3 separate regions of the Homo sapiens genome follow, and regions 1 and 2 are each linked to region 3. Evidence: chromatin loops called from intact Hi-C (ENCODE). Cell type or tissue: HCT116. All regions are shown on one strand. Links, peaks and the distances in the headings refer to the core of each region. The heading gives the core; the rest is flanking DNA.

What was found. Peaks named below come from ENCODE experiments on the same cell type or tissue, not always from the same donor. Only the 100,000 strongest peaks of a DNase experiment are listed, where the experiment ranks them.
Region 1: a loop joins it to region 3, with 8 times the contacts of the local background. A loop is called at or near these places in 27 of 110 quality-filtered maps.
Region 2: it touches region 3 in a loop (8-fold over the local background); 6 of 110 quality-filtered maps call a loop at or near these places.

The regions. Positions count from the first base shown.
Region 1 is chr10:43,197,449-43,204,216 of GRCh38, forward strand. It overlaps RASGEF1A (RasGEF domain family member 1A), which reads right to left. Exons shown (of 13, transcript NM_145313.4): 3 at 5,850-5,972; 4 at 4,360-4,497; 5 at 3,219-3,440; 6 at 2,734-2,808; 7 at 2,228-2,320; 8 at 1,644-1,746; 9 at 1,485-1,564; 10 at 556-747. Among named protein-coding and RNA genes, the nearest start is that of CSGALNACT2, 62 kb to the left of the region's middle. RefSeq lists an enhancer at 3,999-4,500 and silencers at 4,764-4,953, 5,294-5,343, 5,474-5,713, 5,754-5,813, 6,364-6,533. In HCT116, for the core only: CTCF peaks have their summits at 4,859 and 6,690; DNase peaks (open chromatin) are centred at 4,893 and 6,403; H3K4me3 peaks cover 2,203 bases; H3K27ac peaks cover 1,394 bases.
Region 2 is chr10:43,218,037-43,226,598 of GRCh38, forward strand. All of the region lies in intron 1 of RASGEF1A (RasGEF domain family member 1A), which reads right to left. Among named protein-coding and RNA genes, the nearest start is that of RASGEF1A, 45 kb to the right of the region's middle. In HCT116, for the core only: a CTCF peak has its summit at 3,526 (motif pointing right); no DNase peak of the experiment used is centred there.
Region 3 is chr10:43,458,134-43,466,695 of GRCh38, forward strand. The region is part of intron 1 of ZNF487 (zinc finger protein 487); the gene reads left to right. Among named protein-coding and RNA genes, the nearest start is that of ZNF487, 25 kb to the left of the region's middle. RefSeq lists enhancers at 1-365, 6,104-6,767. In HCT116, for the core only: a CTCF peak has its summit at 3,946 (motif pointing left); a DNase peak (open chromatin) is centred at 3,928; H3K27ac peaks cover 618 bases.

The DNA.
Region 1 (6,768 bases), core at 1,769-6,768, 260 kb before region 3:
GTCATGATGTCCCTTCTCTGGGACCTTCGGAAGGATCCCAGCTCCTGCCCACACCTCACCTGTGTGAGGTAGGCATCCGGCAGCCCACAGCCACCTACACCTGCCCTGCCACCTATGTCCCACCCTCCCATCCTCACCAGGTGCCCTCAGGCCCACGAGGCAGGCTCTTCACTTCCATCTAGAATTCTCTGCCGCCTCCTCCCTGCTCAAGTCCCTTCCTATCTAAACCCCTCCTGACCTCCAATCCCACAGGGGTGGACAGGGCTCTCTCCCTGGTAGGGCCAGGCTGGAACCACGGTCCTGGATAAATACAATTCCCTGTGACTCCAAGCTCTGCAACTAGGCCATCCACCCAGAAGTACCGGCAGGCGCACCTCATACCTTGCAGTCAAACAGCACCCCGTGACCCACTATGAGGCTTTCAGTCTTGAAGGCCCTTGTGAACCTCAGGCAGGGCTCAGGAAACCCACAGATCCCGACCCAGGGCTAATGCCTGGCGGCTCCAGTAGCTCAGACAGTTTCCGCCTGGCCTGCCCTGTGCTGGGATGAGCTCACCTTAAAGTTAATGTGCCCGTTGGGCAGGTGGTTGGTATGGATTTTGTGCAGGAAGTAGATGTCCTTAACGAAGAGGTTGAACACAGGGATGACGATCTTTTCACGGCTGCTGTTGGCCATCTGGGACCTCTGCGTGGCCCCCTGCAGGGCTGTACGGTAGTTGCAGAAGTTGCTGGACGGGTCCATGTGATGCTGTGGGCACAGGGAGGACCTGGTGAGCATCACAGCCCCATGCCCCTCCGACCTGCTCCAGATGCCCCTCTGCAGAGCAGGAGGCAGCAGACAGAGAAGGCACCTGGCCCCTGGGCAGCCTGGGAGTTAGCACGGGGGAGGGGACGCCCAAGGGTGCCTGGCTGAGCCCTGGGGCCAGGGCTTCTGAGTTCAGGTCCTGGCATCCTCTGGAAAGCCACAGAAGTGTCACTGCCCTGCCTGCCAGGCCTGACCCTCGCCCTCCTTCCTTCAAGACTTCCCTTTGCTCCTCTACTTAGATCAACACCTCCCAGACCTGACCAGCTCCACAAGACACATGCTTTGCAAAAATGGACTCTGTGGTCAAACACATCTGAGGAAGGCTGCAGGTGACCCTGTCTGCCAGCCTCTGGGCCATCTAGACCAGCCAGGACCTGGAGACACTGACCAAGGAAAAGGCAGTGTCTTCCAACACAACCCCACTCTTGTCAAACTCTTGCTTAACCGCATTCCACTCTGGAACTCGCCTTAGGTGATGCCGGGTCTGCCTGAAGTAACCGAGGACAACTTAAGTCCCCACTGCTGGAGGACGAACATGCCAGGCCAGCTCAGCCAGCACTGTAGGTGCTAGCCCCAGGGAGAGGAGGGCAGCCCCCCACCCCCACTGTCAGGGCCCCCTTCGGGCCATTGCGGGACGAAATGGGTGCAGCTCGCAGCTGTGACGGGGCTCAGGTGCCTACCTCCAAGACATCAAACTTGGCTGTCTTGACCTTGGACCAAGTTTTCTTCAGCCTTGCCACAGGACTGAGGTTCATGCCAGCTGCAGAGGACAGCAGGTAGGGTCAGGGCCGGGGGGGTGGGCCATGCAGCAGCCCCACCCTGGGTGCCCAGTCACTCACAGATGATGGCCATCATGGAGTTGAAGTTCCCGATGTTGAAGCACTCCCGGGCCACATCAATGAAGAACTCCAACATGCGGGTCCGGTGTTTCTTCTTCACCACCTGGAAGGTGGCAGGTGACCTCAGCATGGCGCTGCCGGGGGACAGCAGGAGCTGGGGCCGCCGGGCAGAGGAACAGAGGGGCAGGGAGGACCTCGGGACTTAGCTTCTGGCCACAGCGGGCTGATCCAGGTCCATGGCTGCGTCTGGGAGGTCCAGACATGTGCACGGCCTATGCTCAGGCTCCTCAGTCATCAAAGGGAAGGCACCATCTGCCCCAGAGGGCTGTGAGGGCTGGCAAAGCCTCACACAGGCAAGAAAAATGGTGCTGGGCACAAGGGGAGCACTCCACGGATGGGGTGTCTGTTGTCATTGAAGGAATCGCTGTATGTCGGGGTTGGGGGACCACCAAGGCCCTGACAATGCAACAGGGACTTTGTGCATTCACTCTTAAAGTTCCATCATCTAATTCCTGGGGCAAGATCAGGGTCTCACTGGGTGTGGGCATGGCAGCCACCCCACCATGTCTGCCATGGGCACTTACCCGGCACACCTCAGTGGCCACCAGCATGCTCAGGCAGTTGAACCAGTTGTCATAGGCCTCCAGGCTGTAGGTCTTGGTCAGGTCCCCTCGGCACTGGAAAGGACACAGCAGGTCATAGGGGGCCTGGAGGACCATGGCTGGACAACTTAGTCCCCACAGCTGGCCCTGGTCCCCAGCTATGGCTCAGCCTGCACCGCAGCAGCCTCAATCATGCCTGCGTGCTCCTTGCTGCCCAGTGCAGGGCTGGCAGGCCAGGCTGGCTCCCTGGCCCAAATCTGTGACCTCTCCCAGCATTCATCATCCATGACCAGCACAGCCATCTTGGAGCAGGTGCTGCCTCTTGAAGCAGGTGCTAGGAGGTCCAGTGCCACATCCATCGGGGCTCATGGCCCAGCACTCCGGAGACGCTCGGGGCGTGCTGAGTGAGGCCCACACCCACCCTGCATGGAGCGCAAGTGCTGGGCAGACAGGGCTGGCAGGGGTGCCACAGGCCTTGGCCCACTTACCCTGTGGTTGTCCAAGGAGTCCATGTGGCTGACGATCTGCATCAAGTCCTCAGGGTAAATGCTGCTGACCCTGTCCTGGGGTGGAAGATAGCAAAGGGAAGGTGACAAGCTTCCCCTGGAGAAGGGACAGCACTGCATAGGCATGCGGACAGGGAGAGGAGGAGCTGCCCAGGGCACAGGACCTTCACCTCCTCCCAGGCCAGTCCTCCATCCTAGGGCCACTGCAGTCCCCACTGCAGGACGACACTGCTCCAGCTCCTCCCACTGACACAGCACTGCTGTGTTCCTGAGGACGTGAGTGCCAGGCACAGAGGTGCCCGCCACTCAGACGGACACACATCTGGCATGAAGTGTGGCAGTCAGGGCTGGCAAGCGCACTTCCCTGATGGCTCAGTGTGACTAGCAGGGGCCTGAAGTGCTGTGCTGAAAGAGGCACTGTGGTCCCACAGCCCCCACCCCCAGTCAGGGCATAAGGCAGCACTGACCAGCTCAATGTGAGTCAGCTGCTGGGCCAGCACCAGGGGGTCGCAGCACACGCCCAGGATGTCCTTCTGGGCGGCTGGTGGCTTGGTCTTGAGGATGGGCCCCTTGTCTACAGCCGGTGGCCGGAGCTTCTCTCGCAGTTCCTGGAGCTGGCTCCGGGCAGCCAAGGACAGCAACAGGCTCTGTGTCATCTGGGCAATGGCCTTCTTCACTGTGCCATTCTCCTGTGGGGTCAAGGGCAATAAGGGTGCCAGCATGGGCTGGCAGCAAGGCCACCACCACTGTGGGTAGGATCCATCTCACCTCCAGGGATGTGCCTAACCAACGTGAGCCCACAGCCCCTATCTAAACCGCAGCCTTCAGGCCTTCAAGGACAAAGTGGGGCACAGCATGGGCTCCTCTGAGGACTGCTGAGGAGGGGTCTCAGTGGGCTGTCCTGCTGCAGGACGAGGCTAAGGGCAGAGACAGGCTCAAGACTGAGCTTCTGGGTCTGAAAAGCATGGCTTTTTCAGAGGCGGCCCACTGAGCTGCTTCCTGAAGCAGGAGCAGCCCATAGAACAGTTTAAGGCATGGGAAAGGCTTCTGCCAAAGCCAGGAGTCTCTGCCCCCTAGTTGGGAGCAGCCTGGGGTCCCTGGCTCCTCCTGGAGTACTCGGGGTGAACAGGAGCTGCTAAGCACAGGGAATGCTTCCACTGTGGAGGCCCAGTTGGCCCAGGCATCTCCAGTTCTCTCTCCACCAAAGGCAAAGGTGAAGACATTTGAAAAATGGGAGACCGGTTTAAAGCCTTACCCCCACCTCCTCTCACTAATCCAAGACAGGCAGAGCCTTACAAACTCTCAATAGGCTCCCACTCCAGGGACAAGGACAGCAAGGGCCAGGAGAGGGTTGAGACAATGATTGCCAGGCCCGCAACCGGGCTGCAAGGTCCCTGCTTGCAGTATCATGGGTGACCCTGGCCCACTGCTGGCCAGCTGAGCTGTCATCTGGGGGAAGGGAGGTTGAATGGGGCCAGCCAGCAACCCTCCTGGGGGAGTAACATGGAAGGGGACCACATACAGAGTTGTCCCCGAAGCCCCCACCCTCCCGAGGGCAGACCCTGGCACACACCCAAAGACCCTGGCCAGAGCCCAGGGAGCACTCACCTCATCACACTGGGTGACACGGTGTGTGATGGCTTTCAGCTCGGCCATGGCCTTCTCATCCTGGAAGTCATAGGGGAAGGCCTCGGTCCACTCCTTCAGGAGCTGCACGATCTTGGCTGAGAAAGACTTCAGCTTGGCCTGGGGCAGCAGGGGATACAGAGTAAGGCCCCACAGGGCAGAGTAGGGTACTAGATGGCAAATGGTGCAAGCTTCCCACATCCCCAAGCCACACCCCAGGCCCTGTGCTGGGCACAGCCCCCAACTGCGTGCCACCTGCGGTTTGGCCAAACCTGAACCGCCACATGACTCCTGTTTGGTTCCTTCTTCCTTCCCCTTAAGTTGACTTTCTTTTTCACTTAAATAAACTTATATTAAAAAAACCCACCCCATCTCTAAGGTGACAAAAAACTAATTCCATTTGCTATAATTAGAAGTTACCCATAAAAGCAATACAGTAAAATAACCCAAGCCAAGCCATCCAGTTAGAGGAGAGCTCCCGTCTGCCCCCTGTGGTTGAAAGGGCGACAGCGCTGAAAGGGGTGTGACCCCGAGGGGAGGCGACGCGCTCCCGCGCCCTAGTCCACAGGCATGCACGACCCCACCCAGCACAGGGCCTAGGGCATGGGGACTGGCCCTCTTGGCTGAAACGACTCCGACCCTCTCGGAAGATGCCCGCGCGGCCTCTGCCCCCGGGGAGAGGGGACTGTGCCCGATGCTCAGGCGCCGCGCCCCCATCCTCCAATCCCCCAGAACGCACCACAGGCCAAGCCCCTCCTGCGCCAGCCAAGACTCCGCGCCAGCCCACACCAGCCCCACTCAGACCGCTGGACCCCGCCCCCGGCCCCCGCACCACCCAGCCCGCAACTCTGCAGCTTTCTTCGCCCACGCCGCACAGCCTCCAAACCAGCGGATTCCGCCCACGTTGCCAGCCTAGGCCCCCCACCACCCGCTCCCACCACGCCCCTAACCCGGACCCAACCCACAGCTCCAGCCCAGACCTCACCCCAGCCTGGTGTGGCGTCACGCCCCAACTCAGACCCGCCCCACAGCCCCAGCCAGGCCACGCCCCAACCCTAGCCCTGACCCCGCCCCCAGGCCCCACCAGCCCAGCCAGGCCATGCCTAACCCTAGCACTGACCCTGCCCCGAGACCCCACAGCCCCAGCCAGGCCACGCCCCAACCCTAGCCATGACCCCGCCCCCTGGTCCCACCCTGGACCCCACCCTGCAGCCCCAGCTAGGCCACGCCCAACCCTAGCCTTGACCCCGACCCTGCCCCAGCCAGGCCACGCCTCAACCCTAGCCCTGACCCCACCCCCTGGCCCCACCCTGGACCCCATCCCACAGTCCCAGCCAGGCCAAGCCCCAACTCTAGCCCTGACCCCATCCCCCAGCTCTACCGTGAACCCCGCCCCATGCCTCCAGCCCCTAGCCTTGACCTCGCCTCCTGCCCCCTGCCCCCGCCCGTGCCCCAGCCAGGCCCCGCCTCACCTTTTCAGGCCCGGCTTCCAGCTGCTGCTTCTGCTCCACGCAGATCTGCCCCACGCGGGCCAGCAGGTCATGAGGGGGCATAAAGACCCGGGAGCTCAGGAGAAAGGTGAAGATGTACGTCCTCTGAAGGCAGGAGACGGAGAGAGGGCGGAGGGAGGGTGAGGCAGGCCCCCGGGGGCTCACCGCGCTGCTTCACCTGGCCCGGCTGCCTCCCAGGCCCAGCACCGCCGGTCCCGAGGCCATGCCTTCACCTGCCCGGTTCCCTTCGCCTTGCAGGCCCTTCCTCCTCTTACTGCTACCCCGGCCCTGCCTACCTAGGAGGCACGGCTCGAGCCCCGCCTCCCAGCAGCTCTCCCAGGCCTCCTAGCAGTCTTCCTCCGCTGGGATTCTCCCCCTCTCTGCCCCACGCCACCATAGGGCTAACCCCAGCCTGGGACGTTGGTAGGGCTCCATGGTGCTCGCTGCGCCAGGATGCAAGCCAGCTGCTGTTTCAGATCCTCGTGGGCCGAGCTGGAGGTCAGCGGTGGGGAGGGTGGGGGATGCAGGGAGGTTGGCACAGGAGCGGGGCCTGTCGGGAGCAGGGCTGATCCATGGGGCGGGGCCTCATCAGCAGGGGCGGGGCCCCATCAGCAGGGGCGGGGCCCCATCAGCAGGGGCGGGGCCTCAGGGGCAATGCTGGTGGGGGCCCCTGCACTCTCTGACCAGCTCTGGGCCTAGACCCTGACTGCCAGAGCAGGGCCCCTCCATACCACATCCACGTGCCTTCCATCGAGATCCTCGTGGGCTGGGTTCTTGGGCCTTTTGTCTAATGAGGGTCAATGTCTGTGGGAACTTCACTCTAGCTCCTGCTTGTGGACAGGGTAGACTTGCAGGTTGAGGAGACTGCCTAGGGCTTCCTAGAGGGACTCTGCCCCACGTG
Region 2 (8,562 bases), core at 1,429-6,428, 240 kb before region 3:
GGGAGCCGGCACCCTCCTCTGTGAGATGCCACCTCCAGCACCTGCTTCCCAGGCGACCGTGAGCACTAAGTGAAGCCACAAAGCTCAGGACAGGCTCAATGCCTGGTGGGTTCTGATGGCATCGGCACTGCAGAGCACTAGCGGTCCTATAGGTTTCCCAGCTGCCTCCCTAGACACACAGCTCTTGGGAGCTGGTGCTGCCCCCTCCCTCATCCCACTTCTGGGTCCTTCTCACCTCCCATGCAAGGGACAGCCAGTGCACCTGCTGCAGACAGCAACAAGTGAGGAGAAGCTGCCTCCTGCTTCTAGGCAGGTGGACCCGTTGACCTGGTTGCACTGTCCTGTCCCAGGCATGGGGGACTCAGAGCTGGCTCTGGTCTAGGGATGGGGGGCGTTGGGGGTGACACTCCCCTGCAGGTCAGGCTCTCCAGTCCTCACCCTCCTCTCTCTCAACCCTTGTTCCCTCTGCAGCAGCACAGTCCTTGGGAGCACATGCTGGCCCCATTCCTGCAGCAGGGCAGGGAACTCCCTGCAGCCCCTGCCTCTCCATCCTCCAGGCCAGGCAGGCATCAGAGGGCAGGGGCCACGCTGTTTCACATAAGCCAAACTTCAAGTACTGCGAAGAAGGGCCGGATTTACCTTTGTGAACCTTCCGGGCTGGCCAGGGCAGTCTCAGGGCCTGGCCAAGGGCCTCAGGCCGGACTCCAACAAGGAGGCGGCTGCCATGGGAACCAGCACGACAGCGCCTCACAGGGCGCCCGCTCCAGAGGCCTGGCCACAGGCGCGACGCGGATAATTAAAGCTTTGTTACAGACACATGATTCATTTTTTCCTTCTGAATTCCCTTCTATTACCCAATACAATTTGAATTGACTGAAGGAATCTGGTCGTCTCCTCTTCACGCTCCTCAGATTCTGCCCAGTCTGGGTTTCTGCCTCTCCCTTTTCCCTTTCTGTCCAGTCAGCTTCTTCTGGGCCTGCTCAGGGCATAGAACATCATTGTCCACCAAGAACCATTCCATTCTTGAGACTCAAGAGGCCCAAGGATGCAGCAGGTGGGACTTCAGAGAATCCCTGCCCTTTCCCGGCAGGCGCTGGCAGCCTGGCCTCCCACTCCAGCCGCCTGGGGAGCCCTGCTCCCCCCTCCCCTTGGCCTCGCTCCCTCTTCGGCCAACGCCATCAGATTCTGCAGGGGTAACGAGAGCCTCCTGTAGATGGGTGGGCAGCCCTGTGCCTCCCAGGGACAGAGCTGGGCACAGGCTTGGATGGGGTCATGTGCAAACTCACGCAACCTTGGTAGCCAGTTCTGTCCTTTCCAGGGAGACCCCTAGGGTGCCACGGAGGAGGGGGCTGGGAAGCAGTGTGCAGATTCCACCCCAAGTGAAATCACCCCTCTGGGGTCCCTGTCCTAGATGGGTTGTCCACTGATGATGACAGGACAGAGCAGGGTGTCCTGCTGCTCATCAGTTCTGGGCAGTGGCCAGGGCGCCTGCTGGCTCCAGTAGGAAGGCACCAGCAATCTGTCCTGCCCAGGCCCACCCGGGCACACTGCCCACATCCAGCCAGCCCTGGAGTCAGCCCCGAAGCAGCAGCCCATGACCAAGAGAGAGGGACAGTGAGCGGGCAGGGTCAGGGCTGAGGGCCTCCAGAGGCAGGAAGGGATGGCCAGCCGCGTAGGCCACACACAGACCTGTCCCGGGTGAGCTGCACCTCCGCCCTCTACAGCCACCTAGGGTGCTGGGATATGGAATAAAAGACATATGGTTCTTTTACTTTTAAATGATAACTAATTACGCTGAGCAAAGATTTTTCCTTTGTGTTCCAAAACAAATAAAAATCCATTTCCCTCACTTGAATTGTCCTCCTGGCAGATGGCTGTGGGAGCAGGGAGCTCTCTCTGGGCCAGTCATGGGGGTAGGGGAAGGGGGCACCCAGCCCCCTGCTGGGTCACAGAGCCATGGGCATGCTCAGTCTGGCAGCCTCTGGGAAACAGCACCCAGACACACGTCCTGACTGCCACCCCCATGCCGTGGACACAGGCAGCTCTTCTGTCACATGCTGTGCGTCTGTCCCCTGGCCCTGGGGGCTGGTAACCGGTGGTTAGACACTGACCAGCCCCAAGAGTACCAGTGCACAGGAATGTGTAATAATGTGTTGTGGTCCTTAGGGTCTCAAAATAAACGGCCAGGCACAATGGCTCACACCTGTAATCCTGGCACTTTAGGAAGCCGAGGTGGAGGATCGCTTGAGCCCAGGAGTTCAAGACCAGCCTGGGCAACATAGGGAGATCCCTGTCTCTACAGAAAAATTAGCCAGGGGCAGTGGCATACACCTGTAATCCCAGCTACTCAGGAGGCTGAGGTAGGGGGATTGCTTGAGCCCAGGAGGTAAAGGATGCAGTGTGCCAAGATCATACCACTGCATCCCTGGGTGACAGAGCCTGGGCAACAGAGCAAGACCCTATCTCACCGGGTGTGGTGGCTCACTCCTGTAATCTCAACACGATGGGAGGCCAAGGCAGGCAGATCACTTGAGGTCAGGAGTTCAAGACCAGCCCGACCAACATGGTGAAACCCCATCTCTATTAAAAGTACAAAAAATTAGCCAGGCACGGTGGTGCACACCTGTAATCTCAGCTACTCCAGAGGCTGAGGCATGAGAATTGCTTGAACCTGGGAGGTGGACGTTGCAGTGAGCTGAGATCACGCCACTGCACTCCAGCCTGTGTGACAGAACAAGACTCTGTCTTAAAAAAAAAAAAGGGGGGGGAGTACTTATGACAAGTAACTCAGCTTAGAGTGAAGTTGCTGAGCCCTCAGAGTGATTAGCATAGGTGTGGTGGACTGCAATGATCAGATGATATCTGCTGTGGCCAGGCATCCCTGAGACCCAACAAGAAAGTGATGTCAAAAGGCACCTGAAGATGATGGCCAGGGACACTCCTGCGGAGGGCCATAAATACAAAGAAGCTGCTCATGACCAAGACACCTGCAGAAGCACTGCCCTCGAGAACTCCGAAGCCTCTTTTCCATTGGAGGCCACCAGACGCCCTGCTGGGAGAAGAGGAGTGATCCCATCCCTCCACCCGGGGGTCTGCGGTCCCTCTGCTCTGAAGGAACTTGGACCCTGGGCAATCAGCAGCTGGTCTCCCCATCCCCCGACACTGTGGTTCGCTCCCGCCTCTCTTATGACTGCCTGGGTGTGTGGAATATATTTGCATGATTGTTGGGGTGTGAAAACGTCCCAATAAACCATGAATTTGTAAGCATTTAATTGGCTGCTGAGTCATCCTGAAACCTCCCCACATCAGTTAGTGCCACCAGGCTGATTCGAACCTAAGCCAGACACAGCCGTCTCCATGCCTCCCCAGGGTGGCCCTCCTGCTGCTCCCCCCTTCTCCAGATGAAGGAACAGAGGCCCAAAGGGCCTCAGTCACCAGCGCCAGTCTGGGAAACTGGTGGAGCTGGGATTGGAACCCTGTCTGATGTGCTACCCAGGGCAACCAGCACAGGGCTCCGGAGAAGGAGAATGGTGTGAGGTGACAGCAGGGGGAGCCAGCCAGGCCTGTGGGATGGACAGGGCCTGACCCAGGAGGAGCTGCCCCTGCTGCATTTGCAGGTTAGGCTGCAAGCGCAGGGCAGCGAGGTGGGGTGGGGGAAATCAGGCCAGGGTCCAAGGGGCCCGTGCTGCATTCTAGCCCCTGCAAAACTGCCCACAAGCCTCACCACCAATGAGTGGCGTAGGCAGAGGGCCTCCCACCTGCTGGGCCCTGTGACACCATCTGGGGGCCTCTGAGGCCCTGCTCTCCACTTCCCAGATGAGATACAGGTGTGGGGCTGAGGACAGGGCACAGCTGGAAGCCGCCCAGGCCTCCTGCCTGCAAGTTGGCCCTTCCTGTCCGTGTGGCCCGGGCACATACAGTCATGCGTCCATTCGCGACGGGGATACCTCCTGAGAAATGCATCTTAGGCGATTTCGTCGTTGTGCAAACCCCAGAGTGACTTACACAGACCAGGATGGCACAGCCCACTACACACCCAGGCTCCGTGGTACAGCCTATTGCTCCCGGGATCCCAACCTGCACAGTGTGTGACTGCACTGAATATACTGGAGGCAACTGTAACACAACGGTAAGGATTTCTACAGCTAAACATAGAAAAAGCACAGTGACAATATCATATTATGAATCTCAGGGGACCACTATGTGGTGCATGACGCTGTCTTTTTTCCCAGCACACCCTCCTAACACTCTCAGAATCTCCAAAGTGGTAAGTGTCTTCTGTGTGCTGATGGACTTCTGGACAGCCTGGCTGGGGGCTGGTTGTCAGGGGAACCAACCATGTGATGAAAGGGTGGGGACTTTCACTCCCACCCCCAGCTCTAGGGACAAGAGAGAGGCTGAAGGTTGGGTCCATCACCAATGGCCAATGATTCAGTCAGTCACACCCACATAATGAAGCCTCCACAAAATCCCAAAAGGAGCGGCTTCAGAGCTTCTGCGTAGGCAAGCAGGTGGAGGGCCCTGGAGTGCAGTGCCTGGGAGGACAGGGAAGCTCCACGCCCCTTCTCACATGCCTTGCCCTGAGCATCCCTTCCTCTTACTGTTCATCTGTGACCACTGTAAAAACCTGCATAGTAAGTGGGTAAATGGAAGCAAGTGCTTCCCTGAATTATGTGAGCTGCTCTAGCAAATTAATTGAATCTGAGAAAGGAGTCCCAGGAGTGGTGATTTGCTGGGTGGGTCAGAAGCACAGGCCACAACCTGAGACTTGCAAATGGCATCTGAAGTCGAGGGAGGGGGACAGCCTTGTGGGACCAAGCTCTCAACCTGTGAGATCTGACTTCGCCTCCAATATTGTCCAAATTGAATTACAGGGCACCCAGCTGCTGTCTTAATGTTAGAGAATCTGGTATTAGAATGTTGTGCTAAATGGCTGAGAGTGGAGAGTAAGAAAAACACTTTATTGGTTTTTTTTTTATAACCCTATTAGAGGTAAACTCCCAAGAACACAAAGCTATGCCCAGGAAACACAGTGAGCACCTCTTCATGCTAGATTCACAACCAGAAATTGCCCAGCAAGTGGTAGATGCCCAAGGGATGAAAATATTGCAGTGCATGCTCTCTGGACAGGGGACCAAGATATGTGAAAAACTGTGTCTAGAAACAGAAAGGCACATTCTACTGTCCAGAGTCTCTGCCACATGGTCGTATGTTATACCACCAATGAAACCCAGTAAAGTCCCCAAATAGAAGTGTGCAGGTGAGAGAATGACATAAGCACAATGTACTATAGTTGGATATTAATATATAACTGATAAACAAAATACCCACTTCATAAAAAAAATCCCTAAATCACACCTGTGTTAAAGATTCAAATTCCAATTACAGATGTCAGAAAAATAACCTTTATAGGAAAACTCTGTATCGAATTTGATATGGCCAAAGCTGTACTCACAGAAAAGTTCATAGACTTCAATAATGTATTGAAGTAAACACTAAGCACTTGATTCAAAAAGCTTAAAAAAGAGCTTCTCAACAAAACAGTGAAACAAACTGGAAGAAGAAACTACTAAAAAGCAAATTAGATGACTTAATCAAAGAATAGAGTAGAACTCCTTATAAACTTCAAGAGCTGATTCTTTGAAAACACAGATTTCAAGGATAACCCTCTTGCAATTCTAATCAACAAAAGGAAAGAAGAAAGGGAGGGAGGGCCAGGCACCCTGGATCATGCCTGTAATCCCAGCACTTTGGGGGGCTCTAGTGAGAACCTGTCTCTATTTCTTTAAAAAAATTATAAAAATTTATTTTAAAAAAGAAAGGGAGGGAGAGAAGAAGGAAGAAAGGAAGGACATGAAAAATACATTGGGCATGAAAAAAGGGAATCTAACTCCAGATATGTAGAAGAAAGTTTAAAACAAACAACTACCTAAATCTGTGGTAAATGATCTGCAAGAACTTTTAATGGTTACTTATATTATCTAGAAAATATAAGTAACCAAAAATAGAGTAAAACTGTTTAGAACCCAAAAAGACCAATAACCATAGTACAAATTAAGTTGAGAGCCAACTAAGCCTCTGGAAAAAATAAAAGAAAGCCCTGGCTGAAATAGTTTCTAAAATGAATTATTTCAAGCCTTTGAGGATAAGATAATTTTATATGATATATAAACTATTTCAACTACACAATTCATATTGAAAAGCCTTCCTATTCATTTTATAAAGCTAAAATAGCATGATTTATAAATGTGACAAATATGTCTCCTAGTAGAAAAGTATGCATAAATTCTTACCTCTGAAAATAGTGAAAAATACCCTCAGCAACATAGCAACACATCAGTAAAATGAACTCAGCAGCATTTTTAAGCACAATAGAGCCTGACCCAGTGGGCTTTATTCCAGGAACAAGAGGATGATTTAGCTCAGAAGAGTTAATAAGTCAACACATTAATAGGTCCAAGGAGGAAAGGCATTTGATGATTTTGCTAGATATAGGAAAGCCTTTGATGAAACTGAATATCCATTCCTGGTGTGCACTCTTGGCAATTAATGTAGGATTCCAGCACACTGTCCTTGATGACGAATACCTATTGGAAATATGGGCCAGTTTCAGACTTAGTAAAACATGAAAAGCCTCCTCATTAAAATGAAGATCAAGCCAAAGACAACTGCTATTATTTAATGTTACTTTGCACCTTTTAGAAAACATAATAAGATAAGAAAACTAAAGATACATTAGAAATAAAGAAGTTGGCTGTTCCTTATGTGTAAGTAATATAATTAATTTCTTGGATTTTCCAGGAAGCCAAACTAAAAATCTGTTCAAACTAGTAAGGTATCAATAATCAATTACCTAACATAAACTTTTAAAAAATCAATAGCTTACTTATCTACCTCCCCTGGGCATATGTGTCTGCCCATAAGTCTGTGTGGAGCTGTTACAGAGATGCTCACACCAGTGGCAGTAGGGGAGGTGTGTCTGTGTGTCTCTGTATGTGTCTGTGTGTCTCTGCATATGTCTGTGTGTCTGTGTTTCTCTGTGTTAGTGTGTCTCTGTTTCTGCGTGTGTGTGCCTGCATGTGTCTATGTGTGTCTGTGTCTCTGTATGTGTCTGTGTGTGTGTCTTTGTGTCTCTGTGTCTGTGTGTGTCTCTGTGTCTGTGTGTGTGCATGTGCCTGCATGTGTCTGTGTGTGTGTGCATGTCTGTGTGTGGGGGTCTGTGGGGGGGGGGTCTCTGTGTCTGTGTGTTTCTGTGTGTCTGTGTCTTTGTGTGTGTCTGTGTGTCTGTGTCTCTGTGTCTGTGTCTCTGCATGTGTCTGTGTGTCTCTCTACGTCTGTGTCTCTGCATGTGTCTGTGTCTGTGTGTGTGCCTGCATGTGTCTCTGTGTCTGTGTCTCTGTATGTGTCTGTGTTTGTGTGTCTCTGTGTCTGTGTGCCTGCGTGTCTCTGTGTCTGTGTCTCTGCATGTCTCTGTGTGTCTGTGTGTCTCTGTGTCTGTGTGCACCTATGTGTGTCTCTGTGTGTGGGTGTCTGTGTATGGGTGTGTGTGTGTGTGTGTGTGTGTGTCCACGGATCTCTCAGCTCTCTAAGCTCCACTACCATCCCCCAGGAACACGATGTCCACAGTGGGCCTGCTCTGCCAACCAGCTCAGCTACCCTGAAGCCACTTTTCCTGGTCACCCACCCAAAACACCACACCACTGCCCCCTCAGGCTGGGCACTCTAGGAACATGCCAGTCCCTGTTTTAAGGACATCTGTTGTATGTGGCCCCAGGGAGGTCCCCAGAGAAGTCATACTCAGGTTGGGGCCAGAGTTGAAGGCTGAGCCTCCTCACCCACGGGGAGGGGGAGAGAGAGGAGGGCGGCGCTCTGACGCATACTTACCGGCCCAAGGCTGGGCAGGGGTGGCTGGCGGCAGTCACAGTGACATTTGGGAAATGCCAGGGGCTGGGTCCCAGCCCGGAAGGCGGGTGTGGGCGGTGACAGGGGTGGGGGCTGGGTTATTCCCCGAGGCTGAGACCACAAGACACCAGCTTTGCCAACAAAACTCCACTTGGCCAGTGGTGCCAGGGGCCGCAGGGCCAGGGCCCAGCCAGCAGCAGGGGCCAGAAGAAGAAACAGAGGGCCAGGTTCAGTGGCTAATGCCTGTAATCCCAGCACTTTGGGAAGCCAAAGCGGGCAGATCATCTGAGGTCAGGAGTTCGAAACCAGCCTGACCAACATAGAGAAACCCCGTCTCTACTAAAAATACAAAATTAGCCAGGCATGGTGGCACATGCCTGTAATCCCAGCTACTCAGGAGGCTGAGGCAGGAGAATTGCTTGAACCCCAGAGGTGGAGGTTGCAGTGAGATCATGCCATTGCACTCCAGTCTGGGCAACAGGAGCAAAACTCTGTCTCAAAAAAAGAAAAGAAAAGAAAAAAAGAAACAGAGAAGCTGAGGGGATCTTGGCTGCCATCCTCCTCCGAGATCCACGCCATCCATGGGCTCCCACCTGACTGTCCCCGGGTTCCCTCAGGAGCCCCCACGCCTCGTGTCCCATCTGCCTCTGAACTCCCATT
Region 3 (8,562 bases), core at 1,474-6,473:
CTGAGATAGGCCTCAGTTAATTTAGAAAGTTTATTTTGCCAAAGTTGAGGACACGCGCCCATGACAGCCTCAGGAGGTGCTGATGACATGCGCCAATGTGGGCAGAGCACACTTTGGTTTCGTACATTTTAGGGAGACATGAGACATCAATATATGTAAGATGAACATTGGTTCAGTCCGGAAAGGCAGGACAACTGGAATCAAAGGTGGGACAACTTGAAGGGCAGGTGGCTTCCGGGGTCTTAGGTACAGAAGAGACAAATAGTTGCATTCTTTTGAGTTGCTAATTAGCCTCTTCAAAGGAGGCAATCAGCTTTGCATTTATCTTAGTGAGCAGAGGGGTAACTTTAAATAGAGTGAGATGCAGGTTTGCCCTTAGCAGTTCCCAGCTTGACTTTTCTCTTTAGCTTAGTGATTTTGGTGCCCCAAGATTTATTTTCCTTTCACCCTGGAAAGCCCCTTAAAAACAAAAAACAAAAAACAAAAAACAGTTCTTGGCATTGAAGTCTAAAAAACATTGTTTTTCCGGTCTTCCTGTAGATGACTTAGTAGAGAGTCTTCAGTCTTTCAGTGAGTACCAGAAATCAGTGCAGTCTGCTGCTTGTAATTGAGTACTTCGTGTGGGTCGAGTACTCAGTCAGTACATTTCTAGGGATGGAGGCACCTTGGTCCCATAGACCTCTTTCTGATGGTCCTGCTTGATCCAGGCATAGAAGCTGGGATAGCTGCATGAAAGAATGGATTATGTCACCTTCAGATACACTCCTTAAATGTATGTGTAGATTGTACAACAGCAAGGTTAAAGCTGTATTTTCTGGCAAGTATCTCCACATTTCCCTTTCTTATTTTGAACAACATGACTTGCTGGATCTGCCTGGTAGGGGTATCCAAATGTCATGGATACTTTAGTGCTTGCCTTAATTGAGCATTCTGTCCAGTTGATGCTCATGTTTAATCTCCCTAAAATGTCTTCTCAGTTGGTTTCTGATCTAGTCCTTCCTCTGTAATTATTTCTTTTCTGTCTTGTCCGTGAAGTCTTCTTCCTCTTCCTGCCTCTCATTATTGCTGTTCCCAAGGTATCCAGTCTTTTTCTTTCTTTCTTTCTTTCTTTTTTTAGGTGTAGTCTCACTTTGTCTCCCAGGCTAGAGTGCAGTGGCATGGTCTTGGCTCACTTCATCCTCCGCCTCCCAGGTTCAAGTGATCCTCCTGCCTCAGCCTCCCAAGTAGCCGGGACTACAGGTGTATGCTACCACACCTGGCTAGTTTTTGTACTTTTAGTAGAGACAGGGTTTTGCCATGTTGGCCAGGCTGGTCTCGAACTCCTGACCTCAGGTGATCCACCCACCTTGGACTCCCCAAATGCTGGGATTACAGGCGTGAGCCACTGCACCTGGCCCTTGGTTTGCTGAGACTTTTTATCATCCAGTGGGTATTGAACTTTTAAAAAAAAATTTTTAAGTCAGGTCTCACTCTGTCACGCAGTCTGGAGTGCAGTGTTGCGATCACAGCTCACTGCAGGTAACTCTGACTTCAGTCTCCCAGGTAGCTGGAACTGCAGGTGCACAGCACAATGCCTGGCTAATTTGTTTATTTTTTGTACAGACAGGGTTTTGCCGTGTTGCTCAGGCTGTGAGTTTATTATTATTATTATTATTATTATTATTATTATTATTATTATTATTTTCTGAGATGGAGTCTCGCTCTGTCGTCCAGGCTGGAGTGCAGTGGCTCAATCTCAGCTCACTGCAAGCTCTGTCTCCTGGGTTCACGCCATTCTCCTGCCTCAGCCTCCCGAGTAGCTGGGACTACAGGCGCCTGCCACCACGCCCAGCTAATTTTTTGTATTTTTAGTTAGAGACAGGGTTTCACCGTGTCAGCCAGGATGGTCTCGATCTCCTGACCTCATGATCTGCCCGCCTTGGCCTCCCAAAGTACTGGGATTATAGGCATGAGCCACCGTGCCCGGCCGTTGAATTATTATTATTTTTTTAGCTAATAGACCAGAAGAATGAATTTAATTATTATTGAGATGATTATATTGTTTTATTCTTTTTCAGTGGATTGATTGATATTAACCTATGGATTGAGTTAATTTTATTAATGTTTTGATTTTCAAATGTTAAATCAGCCTATTTTCCAGGAACAAAGTCATATTGTTGCTTTATCCTTTTAAAATATATTCCATGACAAATTGTTAGATATTTTTGTGTCTTTGTTCCTGAAAGAGTCTGTTGTTTTCTTTCTTTCTTTTTTTTTTTTTTTTTTTTGAGACCAAGTTGTCGCCCAGGCTGGAGTGCAGTGGCATGATCTCAGTTCATGGCAACCTCTGCCTCCCGGGTTCAAGCGATTCTCATACCTCAGCCTCCTGAGTAGCTGAGATTACAGGTGTCTGCCACCATGCCCAGCTAATTTTTTGTATTTTTAGTAGATATGGGGTTTCACCATCTTGACCAGGCTGGTCTTGAACTCCTGACCTCAGATGCCACCCGCCTCAGCCTCCCAAAGTGTTGAGACTACAGGTATGAGCCACCATGCCTGGCTGTTATTTTCCTTTCTTAAAAGTCTTTTTTTTTTTTTGAGAAAGAGTCTCACTCTAATGCCTAGTCTGGAGTGTAGTGGCCCTATCTCAGCTTACTGCAACCTTTGCCTCCCGAGTTCAAGCGATTCTTGTGCCTCTGCCTCCCAAGTATCTGGGATTACAGGCAGGCACCACCAGGACTGGCTAATTTTTGTATTTTTAGAGAGACAGGGTTTCACCATATTGGCCTGGCTGGTCTTGAACTCCTGGCCTCAAGTGATCTAACACCACCTTGGTCTCCCAAAGTGCTGGGATAACAGGCGTGAGCTATCACACCCGGCCTCTTCTAATATCTTAATTTTTTTTTTTTTTGAGACAGAGTTTCGCTCTCATCGCCCAGGCTGGAGTGCAATGGCGTGATCTCGGCTCACTGCAACCTCCACCTCCCCAGTTCAAGCGATTCCCCTGCCTTAGCCTCCTGAGTAGCTAGGATTATAGGCGTTAGCCACCACACCCGGCTAATTTTTGTATTTATAGTAGAGATGGGGTTTCATCATGTTTGTCAGGCTGGTCTCAAACTTCTGACCTCAGGTGATCTGCCTGCCTTGGCCTCCCAAAGTGTTGGGATTACAGGCGTGAGCCAACATGCCCGGCCCAGTCTTTTGTTTTTTTTTTTTTTTTTTGAGACAAGGTCTTGCTCTGTCACCCAGGCTGGAGCGCAGTGGTGTGATGATCATAACTCACCTCTCCCTTGAACTCCTGGGCTCAAGCAATCTTCTGATCTCAGCCTCCTGAGTAGCTGGGACTACAGGCATGTACCATAATGCCTGGTTACTTTTTTGTATTTTTTTTAGAGATGGTGTTTTGCTATGTTGCCCAGGCTGGTCTTGAACTCCTGGGCTCAAGTGATCCTCCTGTCTTGGCCTCCCAAAACATCGGGATTACAGGTATGAGCCACTGCCCCCGGCCTTTGTTAGGTTTATATCAATTTTATGCCTGTTTCAGAAAACATGTTTAGTGTTTTCTCTTTATTCTCCATGAGTGCTTGTGTAAGATTGGTGCTATTTATTCCTTAATTGCTTGTAAAATTACAGCAGTGAATTTTTCTAGGGTCTGGCTTTTCTTTATGAATAATTTTAAAATTATAGATTTAATTTCTTTATATTAGGGAAATTATCCTTTAGAACTTGATACAAGTCCTAGTTGTTTGTTTCTACCTTGTCATTTGTCATCCCCAGGTGGGTGGCAGGTGTGTTTGTTCCAGGGCAAAGCTATGTCTCACACACACTAGTTCACATAACCCCATTCAGACCAAAAATTGTTCACAGTTTACTTTGCTTTTTGTCTCTTTATCTCCAAGGTTGGTCTGTAGTGAACTCAAAGCCTTAATTCTATCCCAGTCCTTTTAGTTAAGGTCAGCAGTGACCTCTAGTGGTGAAATCTTCAGTCTTCCTCTTAACATGACTTTCTTTTTTAAAAATTATCTAGTGAATTACTCTTTCTGTTTGTTTGTTTTTGAGATGGAGTCTTGCTCTGTTGCCCAGGCTGGAGTGCAGTGGCACGACCCCAGATTACTGCAACCTCTGCCTCCCGAAGTGCTGGGATTGTAGGGTTGAACTACTATGCCTGAACCCTCTTACGTGGCTTTCTAGCCACGTAATCATTGATTACAGGCACACCTCGTTTTATTGTCCCTTGCTTTAATGTACTTTGCAGATATTGTGCTTTTTTTTCTTTTTTCTTTTTTCTTTTTTTAACAATTAAAAGTTTGTGGAAACCCGGCATTGAGCAAATCTGTAGACAACATTTTTTTTTTTTTTTTTGAGACAGAGTCTCCCTCTGTCACCAGGCTGGAGTGCAGTGGCGTGATCTCAGCTCACTGCAACCTTGGCCTCCTGGGTTCAAGCGACTCTTCTGCCTCAGCCTCCTGAGTAGCTGGGACTACAGGTGTGCACCACCATACCCAGCTAATTTTTGTATTTTTAGTAGAGGTGGGGTTTCACCATGTTGGCCAGGATGGTCACGATCTCTTGACCTCGTGATCCACCTGCCTCAGCTTCTTGAAGTGCTGGGATTACAGGCATGAGCCACTGCATCCGGCCTTTTTTTTTTCTTTCTTTTTTTTTTTATAAATAGAGATAGGGGTCTCATGTTGTCACCCAGGCTGGAGTGCAGTGGCATGATCTTAGCTCATTGTAACCTTGAACTCTTCGACTCAGGGGATCCTCCTGCCTCAGCCCCCTGAGTAGCTGGGACCACAGCCATGCCTGGCTATGCCTGGCTAATTAAAAAATTTTTTTTGGCCAGGTGCGGTGGCTCATGTCTGTAATCCCAGCACTTGGGGATGCCAAGGCGGGTGGATCAACTGAGGTCGGGAGTTTGAGACCAGCCTGACCAACATGGAGAAACCCTGTCTCTACTAAAAATACAAAATTAGCTGGGTGAGGTGGTACATGCCTGTAATCCCAGCTGCTCGGGAGGCTGTGGCAGGAGAATTGCTTGAACCCAGGAGGCAGAGGTTGCGGTGAGCCGAGTTCACGCCATTGCAATCCAGCCTGGGCAACAAGAGCAAAACTCCATCTCAAAAAAAAAAATTTTCTTTTTGGGCCAGGCGGATGGCTCATGCCTGTAATCCCAGCACTTTGGGAAGCCGAGGCAGGTGGATCACCTGAGGTCATTAGTTTGAGACCAGCCTGGCCAACATGGCGAAACCCTGTCTCTACTAAAAATATAAAAATTAGCCAGGCGTGGTGGTGCACACTTGTAGTCCCAGCTACTCGGGAGGCTGAGGCAGGAAAATTGCTTGAACCCGGGAGGCTAAGGTTGCAGTGAGCCGAGATCATGCCACTGCATTGCAGTCTGGGTTTCAGAGTGAAACACTGTCTCGAAAAAAAAAAAAAATTTTTTTTTTTTGGTGGAAACTTGGTCTCACTATGTTGCCCAGGTTGGTCTTGAACTCCTGGCATCAAGTGATCTTCCCATCCCACCTTGGTCCCCCAGAGCTCTGGGACTGTAGGCACGAGCCACCTCACCTAGCCTCACAACTGTTTTTCTTTCTTTCTTTTTTTTTTTTTTTTAGCATGTGCTCATGTTGTGTCTCTGGGTCACATTTTGGTAATTCTTGCCCTATTTCAGACTTTTTTTTATTATCTATTATGGCAATCTGTGATCTGTGATTTCTGTTATTATTATTGTAATTGTTTTGACCGTATATAAGATGGTTAAAATTAACAAATGTTGCCTGTGTTCTGACTGCTTCACTGACTGGCTGTTCCCCTTTCTCTCTCCCTTTCCTCTGGCCTCCCTATTCCTTGAGACACAACAATATTGAAATTAGGGTAGGTAACTACCCTGCAGTGGCCTCTCAGTGTTCCAGTGAGAGGAAGAGTCATACATCTCTCACTTTAAATCAGAAGCTAGAAATACTTAAGCTTAATGAGGAAGGCATATATCAAAAGCCAAGACAGGCCTAAATTAGGCCTCTTGTGCCGAACAGCCCAAATGTAAATGCAAAGGAAAACTTTTTTTTTCTTTTTTTTTTTTTTGTTTTGAGACAACGTCTCACTGTGTCACCCAGGCTGGAGTGCAGTGGCATGATCTTGGCTCACTGAAACCTCTGCCTCCTGGTTCAAGTGATTCTTCTGTCTCAGCCTCCTGGGTAGCTGGGATTACAGGTGTGTGCCACCATGCCCGGCTAATTGTTTGTATTTTTATTTTATTTATTATTATTATTTTTTTTTATTGATCATTCTTGGGTGTTTCTCGCAGAGGGGGATTTGGCAGGGTCATAGGACAATAGTGGAGGGAAGGTCAGCAGATAAACAAGTGAACAAAGGTCTCTGGTTTTCCTAGGCAGAGGACCCTGCGGCCTTCCGCAGTGTTTGTGTCCCTGGGTACTTGAGATTAGGGAGTGGTGATGACTCTTGATGAGCATGCTGCCTTCAAGCATCTGTTTAACAAAGCACATCTTGCACCGCCCTTAATCCATTTAACCCTGAGTTGACACAGCACATGTTTCAGAGAGCACAGGGTTGGGGGTAAGGTCATAGATCAACAGGATCCCAAGGCAGAATTCTTCTTAGTACAGAACAAAATGAAAAGTCTGCCATGTCTACTTCTTTCTACACAGACACAGCAACCATCCAATTTCTCAATCTTTTCCCCACCTTTCCCCCTTTTCTATTCCACAAAACCGCCATCGTCATCATGGCCCGTTCTTAATGAGCTGTTGGGTACACCTCCCAGACGGGGTGGTGGCCGGGCAGAGGGGCTCCTCACTTCCCAGTAGGGGCGGCCGGGCAGAGGCGCCCCTCACCTCCCGGATGGGGCGGCTGGCTGGGCGGGGGCTGACCCCCCCACCTCCCTCCCGGACGGGGCGGCTGGCCGGGCGGGGGGCTGACCCCCCCCACCTCCCTCCCGGGGCGGCTGGCCGGGCGGGGGGCTGACCCCCCCACCTCCCTCCCGGATGGGGCGGCTGGCCGGGCGGGGGGCTGACCCGCCCACCTCCCTCCCGGAAGGGGCGGCTGGCCGGGCGGGGGGCTGACCCCCCCACCTCCCTCCTGGACGGGGCGGCTGGCTGGGTGGGGGGCTGATCCCCTCACCTCCCTCCCGGACGGGGCGGCTGGCCTGGCGGGGGCTGATCCCCACCTCCCTCCCGGACCGGGTGGCTGCCGGGCGGAGACGCTCCTCACTTCCCAGACGGGGTGGCTGCCGGGCGGAGGGGCTCCTCACTTCTCAGACGGGGCGGCTGCCGGGCGGAGGGGCTCCTCACTTCTCAGATGGGGCAGCTGCCGGGCAGAGGGTCTCCTCGCTTCTCAGACGGGGCGGCCGGGCAGAGACGCTCCTCACCTCCCAGACGGGGTCGTGGCCGGGCAGAGGCGCTCCTCACATCCCTGACGGGGCGGCGGGGCAGAGGTGCTCCCCACAACTCAGATGATGGGCGGCCGGGCAGAGACGCTCCTCACTTCCTAGATGGGATGGCAGCCGGGAAGAGGCGCTCCTCACTTCCTAGATGGGATGGCGGGCGGGCAGAGACGCTCCTCACTTTCCAGACTGGGCAGCCAGGCAGAGGGGCTCCTCACATCCCAGACGATGGGCGGCCAGGCAGAGACGCTCCTCACTTCCCAGATGGGGTGGCCGCCGAGCAGAGGCTGCAATCTCGGCACTTTGGGAGGCCAAGGCAGGCGGCTGGGATGTGGAGGTTGTAGCGAGCCGAGATCACGCCACTGCACTCCAGCCTGGGCACCATTGAGCACTGAGTGAACGAGACTCTGTCTGCAATCCCGGCACCTCGGGAGGCCGAGGCTGGGGGATCACTCGCAGTTAGGAGCTGGAGACCAGCCCGGCCAACCCAGCGAAACCCCGTCTCCACCAAAAAAATACGAAAACCAGTCAGGCGTGGCGGTGCGCGCCTGCAATCACAGGCACTCGGCAGGCTGAAGCAGGAGAATCAGGCAGGGAGGTTGCAGTGAGCCGAGATGGCAGCAGTACAGTCCAGCTTCGGCTCGGCATCAGAGGGAGACCGTGGAAAGAGAGGGAGAGGGAGAGGGAGCTGGAGCTTGTTTGTATTTTTAGTAGAGACAGGGTTTCACCATGTTGGCCAGGCTGGTCTCCAACTCCTGATCTCAGGTGATCTACCCGTCTCAGCCTCCCAAAGTACTAGGATTACAGGCATGAGCCACTGTGCCTGGCTGGCATATTTGTTTATAGCATGGTTTACTGAATTTTTGTTTTCTTTTCTTTTTTTCTTTCTTTCTTTTTTTTTTTTTTGAGATGGAGTCTTGCTTTGTCACCCAGGCTGGAGTACAGTGGTGTGATCTCAGCTCACTGCAACCTCCGCCTCCTGGGTTCAATTGATTCTCCTGCCTCAGCCTCCTGAGTAGCTGGGATTACAGGTGCGCACCACCACACCCAGCTAATTTTTGTATTATTAGTAGAGACGGGGTTTCACCATGTTTGTCAGGCTGGTCTCCAACTCCTGACCTTGTGATCCACCCGCCTCGGCATCCCATAGTGCTGGGATTACAGGCGTGAGCCACCATGCC